Regions from separate parts of the Mus musculus genome. Here all the other regions are linked to region 2. Evidence: chromatin loops called from intact Hi-C (ENCODE). Cell type or tissue: left cerebral cortex. All regions are shown on one strand.

Region 1 (4,000 bases), 140 kb after region 2:
TATTAAGAATGAATTTTTCATATATAGCCTAACTTTTTCCAGTCCTATGCTGCAAACCAGGAAAGGTCAAAGTTTATCAAGATAATGGACTTTTCACACTAGCAATCCTCTCTTGCCAATGACCTTCTCTTTCAGGCTAATTGCCTTTCGTCTCTAGCTACATGTACTCTAGACTTTGATAGGAATATTTTGGATCCATGAGTCTGCAGTGAGGACACTACCTGTTCCTAACATTCATCTTTCAGTGCTGCATGCCCAAGCGGGGATGGGAACTTTGTCAACTGTATGCACCTTCCTTTCCATTCATTCAGATATCAGTGTTCTCGTCATGTTTTACTACACAAGTGATTGTAGGTTTGCCTCCTGTAAACTGCATAATATAGACAGGACATAAAAGACAGCTATGGTGTTTATTCTCTTGGAAATTGTGGATCCTTCCCCAGCCTCCTTCATATCTTCTGATATTTCTCTGCATAATGAGGAGGATGGGAAGTTATCATGAGGTTTCCAAGATTTCTATAACCCAGAATCTTGCTTGGGTTTGAAAGCACAAAAGTGATGTTTTCCAGGTACCCTTCGATTTTCTGTCTATAGAGATGCTGCCCCTGGTAGTGAGTGCACCACAATGCCTGTGGCAGTCTTTGTGGGAGTTCAGAGGAAACAGATGCAGCAGTGGCTTGCTGGTCGACCACAGATGTTCCTTGGGATGTGTTTTTCGTGTTTAGGGAAGGTGCAACCTGCCTCTGTGATGATATCTTGGTAGGAGAGGAGATAGAGAAATATGACAACATGTATGGTTTTCAGAAAAGTTCAGGTGGGAAACCCAAAGCAGCCTATATTTTTTTTTCTGTGGGGATGAAAAGAATTTCCTTCACTGACAGCTCAAGGAGTGAGGTGACATCCCACATCTGGCACTGGGCTATTTGGCTATGTTTGGCTCTGACAGGAGCTTTATACCTGTAGGATTACTCCAATAGAACTCTTTTATGTGATACATGTAGCTATGAAGCATAGAAAATAGTATATTTACATAATAGCCTTTGAAGCATCCTTTATATTATTTATTCCACCCACATTCCTTCCTCTGCTATTCCTGCCTTCTCTTACCCCACTTAGCCCCCATCCATTAATTCACATTTTCCCTTATTTCCCTCACATTTCAAATTATTCCCTTCCCAGTTTCCTCTCCACAAACACTCTATCTCATCCCCCATCCCCTTGCTTCTATGAGGGTGCTTCCCCATCTACCCACCCACTCCCACCATAGAAAGATCACTGTCCTTAGACAATCTCAGAAATCTTAGAGGAGTAAGCTCCAGGCTTCTGCCAGTTGTGACTTTCTAGACAACTTCTATGTCTGATATGGCCAGGATGGGGAGGACGCTCAAAACCAATGCTATTCAGCACTTAGATTAATTAATCTACCAAATAATTTCTCCATGTTTTGGGTTTTTTGGCCAAGTTTACTGTAGTAGGCCTGTTTCCTCCTATGGAGTTTACCTTAAATTCAACCAGACAGCAGGTAGTTACCTCTGTAATACTTGTGTTGCCATTATGCCAATGGTCATATCTTTTTAGACTGATCATGAAACAATTTGTTATAGAACATTTAGAATTTAGCTGAAGGGTTGAGGAAGAAGTCTCATTTCCTCCCTATCATATGGTTGACTGTCTTTCAGTTTATACAAAGCTATGCAATAAAGCCTTTAACATTGGTTTTAAAGATTCCTGAATTTTGACAAATATAAGAATTTCAGGGATTTATGGGATGGATATAAGACCTACATCAGTTTTATTTCTGTCAGAACTATTAACAGGTGATGGTCCAGGGGAGGTAGAGTTTGTTTTCTTTAAGTGCATGGTCCCCAGTAGATGGACCATGGGAATCTTATGTATATATGGGCAGTGTTAACTGCACTCAGTGTTTTTTTTTTTTAAGAAAATAAAAAGTAGGTAGAAAGTTGGATCTTTGAGGAGGTAGGAAGAGTAGGGTGAATATGGTCAAAATATATTTTATACATGCAAGCAATTCAGAAGAATTAATACAAATATTATGTATTGAAAATTTTTCTTTGAAAGGCACACTTTAATTGATAATTTAAAAAATACCCACAAAATCTTTTTCACTTACACCTACATGCTGTGGGATGTAGGCCTTTAGTCAAGTATGACTGAAAGATGGAAGAGTGGCTTTGTAGAGGTGGTAGTATGGGCAAACATTCTTGGTGTTTGGGTAGGCATCCATCATGGAAAGAATTGGAAGGAAGGATGAGTAGACCCAAGCTTAGGACCAGCAGGGACTGTGGACTGCAGGCATTTTCTACAAGCCTAGGAGCACTTAAGTATAAATAGCAAGACAGATGGTAGGGGATGAGCCAAGACAACAGTAATGAAGAGATTGAGGGGGGTCCTCTATGCTAAGTGTGGAGGCTTAAATTCACATCTTTTGGGTGATTCCCACGACAGCTAGAGTGAGTCACCTGCCCCTGTGTCTAGACATGATGGAATATAAAAAGATTCATGGGACATATGAACATTGGTGGAGTTAAACTCTCTTCTCAGCTGAAGATGTCAGAGACAGTTTTTTCCCTTCTATTCCCCCTCACTTAAGGATGAGGGTTCTAAGAATTATCTGTACATAACAAGATCAAAGAGGGGAAAGAAGGGATTGCTTTCTTGAATGGAAAGCCCGATCCTCAAATTTTCAGGCCGTGGGGTGTTCTGATTTGCACATCTGGACTCACTGAACATTTTTCTCTTTAAGTCTCCGTGGCTTCAAAGAGGAATCCAAAGAGAGGAGACCAGGTGTCATGCTGTGTTTTGGACTTTAGTCATCTACAGGGTCCTTTTTGATCTGTGATAGGAGAAAACATTGCACATTGCATATTCATGAATATCTGCATTAGATATGGCCTGGGTCATAGAGTTAAAGATAACAAAGGAAAGCAAGGCAAAGGGCTTTAGCAGGCAGCAGGCAGGGAACTCTCACTCAAAGCAAGAGGCAAGATTGATGAGGGAGGAGACTCATAGAAATCTGGTTGAGGTTCATAAAGCTCCATGCCTTTATGATGAGCCAGAAGTTTAATATATAAATGTTCTGGGCCCATTTGCCACATTTCTGCTCAGAAGAAACATGCTGATTCCATGGGAAGGTCTCTAGATTGTTCTTGAACATTAGGCTTAGATAGCTTTCACATGTCCTGTTGCCCTTTCTCTTTCCTTCTTTGCCTCATATTCTAACTTCTGTCCATTGATTAATCATATCTTGTCATTAGCCACTGATTGTATCCAAACTGTACTTAAGGAGTTTATACACCTAGTCATTGTAAGATCATAATGTAGCCAAGGACCAAAGAGAGACCTTGATATTGGGTTACACCAGAGTGAGAATTCTGGCTGTCCCATTAAACAGGATAAGTTATTTAGCAATGGAAGAGACATAAAGAAAGAATGTAGGTCTCAGACTCCCTTCCCAACACTCTATTTCTTAAGGAAACTCTAGAAAAACTTGTGTGACATCATCTTCTTACCTAGCTAACAATGCCTGCGCACTAAGGACAGGAGGGCCAACTAGTGGGAGGTAGAGGCAGATGATGCAGAGAAGTAGGATGGTCAGACAGTCTAGAAGTGCTGATTCTCAGGGGTGGGTGAAACTTGGCTAAGAACCTAACAGCATATGTCCCCAAATGGCAAGTCCCTTCTTGTACCACCCCCAAGCCATGGCACGGTACTAGAAGGGCTACAGATGGAGTTCCAGTCATTCAAAGAAGAGAAAGGGCATGGAGCTGCTAAGACAGCTGGGCTGCATCAGAAGTGCTACACTAAGCCCACTCACACATGTGCTCTGCAGAAACCTCTGTGGAGCTCAGCTGATGCAGATGGGGCCTCTAGAGTCCCATTGGGTATGGCTTCCTATGATTAGTTGCTTACTCCATAACTGAAGTTTGTTGAAAGTTTCAGTGTCAGACACATTTTGTGTGCTACTTGCTCTTCTTTCTAC
Region 2 (4,000 bases):
TCACGCACACTCTAGTGTCTCAGTAGCATGACCTTAGGGGTTCAGTAAGAGTCAAAATCTTTCCCCACCACGTTCTTGACCTTAGAAAATTAGTTTCTTCACAATCACATGTAGATGCTAACATTCTTACCCAAAATGTTGTGAAGATTAAATGAGTTAAAGTTGGGGACCACATCTGACCTTAAGTGCTCAACAGACACTGAGTGTTTGTATCACAAGAGAGTCGCCTCCGTTCTTCATCTCAGAATAGGCTCAGCACCTCTCTTGGCTGATGAGGTGAGATGGACCCAATTTGATTTTAAAATAGCAGCATGACTGGCTGTCTTAGCCATTGTTCTGTTGCTGAGAAGAGGTTATACCATCACCAAAGTCACACTTATAACATAAAACAATTAATTGAGGGCTTGCTTACAGATTCAGAGTACATTTTAATCATGGTGGGGAGTATGGCATTGGATTCAAGTGCAGAAAAAAGATAAAGACAGAAAAACAGAGACAGAGAGAAAGACAGACAGACACGCACACTAACACACATCAACACACACACACATACACACACACACACACACACACACACACACACACAGGCAAGATATGGGGCTTGACATACATGGACTTTTGAAACCTTAAAGCCCACCCCCAGTGGCTTCAACAAGGTCATCCCTACTCCAACAAGGTCACATCTTCTAATCCTTGTAATCCTTTCGAACAGGTCCACTCCCTGGTGACTAGGCATTCAACTATATGAACCTGTGGGGGCCATTCTTATTCAAACCATCACAATGGCATTTCTTGAATTGCAGTGATAGTGAGCAGCCCAGTTCTTCTGGCTGTACAGTTCTTCTCATTATTGTGGGTGTGCACTGCATATCGACAGGCTCAGGGTTTCAGTCTTTGCCCTGATTATGATACTGCCACGGAGTACTTAATACTCAGACTTCTCCCTTACTCTGCTCTGTCAACGGTTGATTAAGATGGAATCCCTTCAGCATCCATCTCTGTATTTCCTGCTACCTTGGAATGCGGTTCTCTAGAGTATTTCCATGTTACAGGTATTCTGGCTAATCATCATGGGAACGAGGGAGAAGTGAAAGCATAGCAGAGGGCAAATTAACTCTGTAAAGTGATGTCAGCCGTGTTCTTAGCTTGCGATTCTTGCTTCTGTTTCTGGGAGGTTCAGAGATCCTGTTTCTTTTCTGCTTCTTTTCTGTCCTCTTTCCTTAACTGCCCTGCCTTGTGTAGACACGAAAAAGCACTGACAAGCTAGCTTAGGCCTTTGTTGTGTGGGTCACCCTGGGGCAGTGGGGATGTCAGTGTGAGAGACAAAGGAAAAAGGCGGAGAATGAGAAGCAGTAGGTGCATCCTTGAGTGACTGCTGCATTACAAGGGGACACACCTGATCACCTATAGCATCGTCTTACTGCACTACCATGTAACCATTTCATGGGTAACAAGGGGCAGAATACTCCTGGGGAGTTCTTGTTTCCTGCCACACTGTCCATTTGTTCCTGGAAAATCGACTCTTCTGTGCATTTAGCTGATGTAGGGGCAGAGGGAGGAGCAAGAGCTTACACCATACAGCACAGTTCCACTTAAGTCTAGGAGCGCCATGGAGCCAGATTCTCAGCTGCTCAGGTTAGGTTTCAGCAGTAGAGTGGCTTGATCTTTGTTTGACCAGGGTGTAGAGAAGCCCGTTGAAGGCAGCTGGTAGAATGGAGGAGGTGGTTAGTGTTCTGGTTTGAGGCCTAACTGGGTCCTGAGGGGAAGTGTGTGGATCTGGGAGGAGAACTTCCTTCTCACTAGTAACAACAGGCTGAGCTAGTTCCATGTTATGCTGCCTCCCTAACAACCCACTTTTTAAAACTTGCTGAGCAGGGAAGCAGAGTGATGGGGGAAACACTTGCTTTCTTATCTCTTGCCCTAGAATTAGACATGCATCTCTGCTCCCATCATCCTCTGCTAGTCGGTAGCCTTAACCCAACTTCCAGAGATAAATGCAGAGAACACCGGGAGTTTTCTTTGTGTTTTATCTGCACAGCATCCTTCCTCCCCATTCCCTTCTCCTGATTCTTCAGGGTTGGCTAAAATGTACATGGTGGCTTCCCTTAACTCACAGGTCCAGATCTTATACGGCTGAGCTTTATGAAACAACCTTGCATCAGCCTTCCTTTATTTGTCTCTAGATCATGAGGACATCAATTGATCCTTGCCCCTTCCTACTATATGCTGCCAGGAATGTGACCCATTTAGTCAGAGGCTTTGTTGGAGTATCCCTACTGCCTTGACCAAAAGGACACTAAGTTTGCAAACTGAGTTTCAATGTCACAGTTACATAGTATCTTTGAGCCGCACCTGCTTTGACTTTCATGGGATGTTATAGCACCTGCTCCGCAGAGGTGCCAGGCTAACACCTACACCATGATGATATGTAGACACTTTATCTGCACAGCATCCTGCTACATTTGCCTCTCAGTAAAATTTATTCTGTGTGTTTCATTTAGCTTCCAGGAATCTTTCGTTTAGTTTTCTCTAATGCCACAGATGCCATTAATCCATGTTATTATCCTGAAGACCTATCTTTGGAGGGCTCAGATTCCTCCCCAATGTGGAGTGGGATCATTTGAGATCACAATATACCCGTTAGAGCTTTCTCTGGCTTTATAGTCTCTTCCTCTTGTCTGGCTTTTCAGGTCACTACCACCCCAGCTGTGGGAGCTGCCCAAGCATGGTGCCAGGAAGGCAACTCTGATTTTAACCTTTCAGCCGTGAGTACTGAGAGTTGGAAAGACATGGTGGCTTAGTTTAGAGCTCATCCCCTACACCAGCACGGATGGCCCCTTTGTATCTTAAGATTCAAAGATGATGAAGAGATGATTGACAGAAAGTCTCCTTCCTCATTGGGTCTGCCAGCCTCATGCTTTGTCTTCCTTTCATTCACGTGGCCTCTGAAGGGTGACCATTATTTTCAGGTGCTCGCATACCTTCACATCACAGTCAGCAATCTTTAACAATTCCCCAGGCTGTTAAAAGTCCCGGCAAACATCCTTTTCATACCACAGTCATGTTCTAGTATCCAGATTCACCAGTGAGTCGATTGACTCCTCTCCCTCTTATGTGTCAGGCTGTGCTTCTTCTACACTGTGAGCAGAGATAGGAAATTGTGCCTCTAAACCTCTATGTATATCTTGGACTTTTACCGTATGGTATTTTCCATAGTGAGATCACACATAAGGCCTTAATGTAGGATTGTGGTGGACATGGCCTCCTGTGGCTTCCTGTCCTTTCTCCCATGGACAGTTGAGGGATGGAGCCTCATTTTGCAGGTGGATGATCAAGTGCAGAGCGTTTAATCACCCCTTGTTCACACACAGATGACAGATATTTCCTTCCTGCAAATCCCTTCCTGCTGAAGGGAGGTTTTCTCACTCATGCCAGATGACGTCATCTGTAGGCCCAGCTGTCCACAGAAACTCAAAGCTGTGAGTGTTGGAAGTCACGATTTCCTAGTCCTTCTTTGAGCTTCTAAAGCAACAACAAAAAATTACATACCTTGTTCTTCCTGTCCACAGTTCTAAAGGCTTAGAGAGTTCAGATGGCTTTAGAATTCTGCTCTGACTGAGGTTTGATGCACACAGGATAAGCACCGAATCATATTGGTTGGATGGTTTCTTTCTTTAAAGCATTTTTATATCTGAAAACATATCTGATCTCAGCTGCACCCCTGTTGAGGTCTCAGAGTCAGGCTTGATGCTCCTGGGGATAATTAAATGGTTTCAGAGAAAGTCAAGGTCACAGAGGGATTTCAAGATAGATCTAGATCTTGACCCCTGGCTTTCCAAGCAAAGGTCTGGCTGATTCCATCAGGCAGCATCTCACTTTAGAAAACAGAAGGGCCAGAGAATCAGAGTGAATTATTGTTGTAAAGTCTTTGGAGCTCTGGAGTGGGAGTGAGGTGGGTGTGTGTAGCTAGTGTGAGGGGAGTATTGGGCTGGGCTGAAGG
Region 3 (4,000 bases), 83 kb after region 2:
AGGAAGCAAGGCTGTAATTCTTTGTGCTGCAGCTCCTATTGACGGGTACCCAGGCTGTGTCAGCCTGGGTGTTAAACAAGCATCCATTCTCCTTTGTTGGAAGTCATATTTATATCACCCTCCTTGCATAAGTGGAAAATAGTGGTGCAAGAAAGTTAAATGATATGTTTAAGACTACATGCCCCATGGGTGACAGACCTGGTGCTCCAACCCAGACTTTCTAAGTCTTTTGCCTGCCTTATTTAAGCACTAATCTAGTGAAAGAGGGAGAAAGAGCTTCATTGATTGTAAATCTTCTGAGTTTCTCACTTTCTCCAGGAAGAATGAACCAACTGTACCTGCATAATTCACTGTTCCAATGACATGGCTGAATATTGTCCTCTTATCCAGGCTCTGAAAATACAGAACAACCTTATGTCAGCTCCCTGTGAAAATTGCCTTTCAGTGGAAGAACTCATGGGTGGTAGGAAAAGCCACTGTTGTCTGGTTTTATTTAGAAAATACCTATAGCTCTCTTCTAAGCTCCTTCTCTATCTTTACATACCTATTGAGCACCTACTATGTTCCAGAAAAATGGTAGAAGATGTGTGCTGCCTTACAATGACTCCTTAACAAAAATAAACCATGCCTTTTGAAAGCAGGAGAATCAGTGAACTTAGTTTCTTGTCTTAGGTCACACAGCTGTGTCTGGGAAAGCTGTGACTACACCTAAGTCCGACTGGTGACTGTGGCACCTTCAATCTGGTTTCTAGCTTTACCTGTGATTCCATTTGCTGTGTATCCTTGGGTGCAACATTTTGCTTCTTGGTCCTTAATTATCCATCTCTTCTCTAAAATGGTATAACTTGGTCAGATGGTCTTCAAGGTCTTCTGAGTTGGGTGCCTGTGGCAATAAGTCTTTGATGTAACAAAGTATAGGTGCCTCAAAGATTTCAGATACAAAGATGCCAGAGGCCTTCTTTTAAAGCTAGCCTGTGCTGTCCTCTTCCAGAAGTGAAGGAAGTTAATACCGTTCATGTGAAGAGGCCTGAGGCCTGCATGGTGCTCAGAGTCTCCCCCTTTCTTTTAGATCAACCTATGTTTGGAGTTCAGGCAACTACCTGACAACTGAGATGGAGAGAGAACAACCAACCTCCAGGCAACCAGGAGGCTGGCTTTATGCAACTGATTTGTGGATCCTTAAATTACCCAACTTTGGGGTTGTTGCGACCTAACATGAACCATGAGTCTAATTAGAACTAATTAAGGAGGCAGCTCTATGTCTTGAAGAACCAAACTTAGGAAGTTTTAAAATCAAGCTGTTGACACCCCTTCGGCATTCTTACCATTACCATGGATAATGAGGGGAAGAGAGGGCATTTTTACCATGAGCAGGTGTCAGGAGGTTTGCCTACGGATGATTTTTGCGGGTTTCATCAAATCTGTTGTTTTTCTTAAAGTAGAATTGTCTTAACTTAAACCCAGCTCCAACGTTGATCCTAGTATGGTGTGGGATTGAAGCTGTGTGTGATGATGTGAGTTAAGGGGACAACAGCTGCTAAGGAATAGACTAATTGCACATGATGATCCCAATTCTTGCAATTCTTGCCCTCTCACAACTTAGATCTTGCTACTCTTCAATATTCACGATTCTCTTCTCTCACTTCATGAATGTGACTGAAATGATATTGGTTGATTCTAAACCTTTTGCATCAAGAAACCATACACACTTCCATTGTGTCTTCTGGATTCCAGTCACTTCCAAGTCAGCCATACTGGGTTGACTCTGTAGAGTCTGAGAGACTTGCATGAATTATGGAATATCTGAGGCCCAAGCTGAAGGATCCCAACGTGATCCTGAGCGTTCTGGCAACGGTGAGGAAGGGAGCATATGGGAATTACCGATGGACAGTAATTGTGTTTATTATTTTTATTTAATTTTTACACTATTCATTTGAAGCAAGTGTTGTCTTTACTTTATAGAGACAGATACTGAAGCAAAGAGCCTAAAAATAATCAGAGAAGGCTCCACATCTATGCATGTAGGCATTCTGTGAGTGACCTAGTTCCAAAGACTGGCCCAATGCCTCTCTAAAAGACACCTAACTAGATATGGCTCTCTACCCCGAATATCTCCAAGATAAAAAATAAAAGGGAGATAGTGAGGGGAAAACAATATCATTCTTATATCCATCCTGCAAACAAACAAGGGGAGCTGTCTGACTTCTATTTGTGAGACCAGGACCCCTGAAACTGACAGATCAAGTATGGCAAGATGTTCTCACTTGTCACTGTTCATGAACTTGTCACGGGGATAAACTTGTCCACCATATAAAATTATAATCAAATAAAGTTCTGGTCAGATAAACATGAGAATTCCTAGAACAATAGCATCCAATCTCAATTTGGTCTTTTTCCTTGAATGGGGGTGTGTGTGCGGGTAGAGGGACGGGTCCTATTGGAACACACAGCCCGCTTGAGGTAGGGCTGGGATTTACCATAGGTCGGCCTAACCTTAGTTTCAATCTTTCTATCCATGCAGCTTGTCTAGTACAATAGTTGCCCTGGGGTTGCAAAGCCATCTTGCTTACTTCCTCTAGTCTTTTTTTTTTTTTTTTTCAGTTGTCAACTTAAGGAACAGAATGTTAGAAAAGATATTTCAGAAAAGTTGCTTCTGAATTTTAAGATGGTGCTGGAAGGTCTTGGAAAATGGCTTGACTGTTGAGGCGTTTGGGTGATCTCAGTAATAGGCCATCTGTAGGATCAGAACTCCCACATGACTTTGGAAATTTAGTCTGTTTTATGCATTTCCCTTTTTTCTGCTTCCATTTTTCCAGAACCTTATACCCAGTTTTCCAGAACCTTCTGTCACAATTATGTAGAGCTGGAGGTAAGAGTGGGTGGACTAGAGTATTTATCCTCAGGTGTTGTCCTAAATTTATTCTCACCTGTACTTCCTACTCTCCAATAATATCCCTGAGTGGAGGGGAAGGCAAATAGCATTAAGGAATCTTTTGTGTGAGTACAGACTCTAGGGAGGCATTATTCATAGCTAAGCTAACATTGGGATTTTCATCTAAACAGAACTTTCTTAGAAACTGAAAGAGAACACTCCTACATACTATTCAAGAACAGCAAGTATAACTAAGACTGTTTGGGATGGAGCAGGGAGTATGATCAGAATATTCCTGGTGGGCTTCCATGGGGCCAGATCTAAGAGAAGCTGTCATGGAGTGGATGCATCTTTAGTTTGTGGCCAGTTCTCCTGGGGCAGACTGGAATGGGATTAGGACTTGAGTCATGCACAGTGCCTACACAGATACGTAAGAGATCCCTTATGGGTTTGTTGGTGCCTTTGTATGAAAAAATGGCTGACATGATAAATGCCTATGTTAAGAGGTGTTGTCAAGAATAGTTGATAATCACTCTGGAGGTACAGGCAAGTATAACTCTGTAAGTTCAAGGCCAGTCTGGTTTTCATAAGGAGTCCCATGCTAGCCAAGGCAACATAGTGAGACCCTGTCTTAAAAAAAAGCACCAAATGAAGACGAGGTGCAGTACCTGAAAGAAGACTCTGTGAATGTGTTTCCACATGCTCAGGAGCACAGCCATATTTTCTCCAGCACTGCTGTAGCCTCTCCTCAAAATCCTTTGCCATTTTCCATTTGTGTAGGAACGCATCAAATTAAAATACACACTGGATCACACTCTTCCCAACAGGGAAGAGTTCTTACTTTTTTTTGGCCTTAATAATAACCATATACATCTGAAAACCCATTCCTAAAGTTTACAACAGCACTCTAAACCCTTTCATTTTGATTACTTAATAGCTATGTGTCTTTCAAAAAGTTATTTAATCCTTTATTTTTCAATTTTCTCACAACAGTGATAATAGTGGCACCTCCCTCCCCTGAGTTCAGGCGAGGATTTAAGGATTAATCCTTGTAACTCACACACTTGGCCTGGTGTCCAGCATGACACTCCAGAATTGCCAGATTTGGAGGCTGGAGTTAAATTTATT

Evidence for each region. A loop is a pair of places that touch in the nucleus more often than their neighbours do. Peaks named below come from ENCODE experiments on the same cell type or tissue, not always from the same donor. Only the 100,000 strongest peaks of a DNase experiment are listed, where the experiment ranks them.
Region 1: it touches region 2 in a loop (5-fold over the local background); 3 of 42 quality-filtered maps call a loop at or near these places.
Region 3: it touches region 2 in a loop (5-fold over the local background); 2 of 42 quality-filtered maps call a loop at or near these places.

Annotation. Positions count from the first base shown.
Region 1 is chr15:68,575,967-68,579,966 of GRCm38, forward strand. No RefSeq gene overlaps it. Among named protein-coding and RNA genes, the nearest start is that of Gm25987, 93 kb to the right of the region's middle. In left cerebral cortex, no CTCF peak of the experiment used is centred here; DNase peaks (open chromatin) are centred at 2,409 and 3,719; H3K27ac peaks cover 793 bases.
Region 2 is chr15:68,432,753-68,436,752 of GRCm38, forward strand. No RefSeq gene overlaps it. Among named protein-coding and RNA genes, the nearest start is that of Mir30d, 93 kb to the left of the region's middle. In left cerebral cortex, no CTCF peak of the experiment used is centred here; DNase peaks (open chromatin) are centred at 2,315, 3,430 and 3,997; H3K27ac peaks cover 1,699 bases.
Region 3 is chr15:68,515,644-68,519,643 of GRCm38, forward strand. No RefSeq gene overlaps it. Among named protein-coding and RNA genes, the nearest start is that of Gm25987, 150 kb to the right of the region's middle. In left cerebral cortex, no CTCF peak of the experiment used is centred here; DNase peaks (open chromatin) are centred at 1,994 and 3,198; H3K27ac peaks cover 2,368 bases.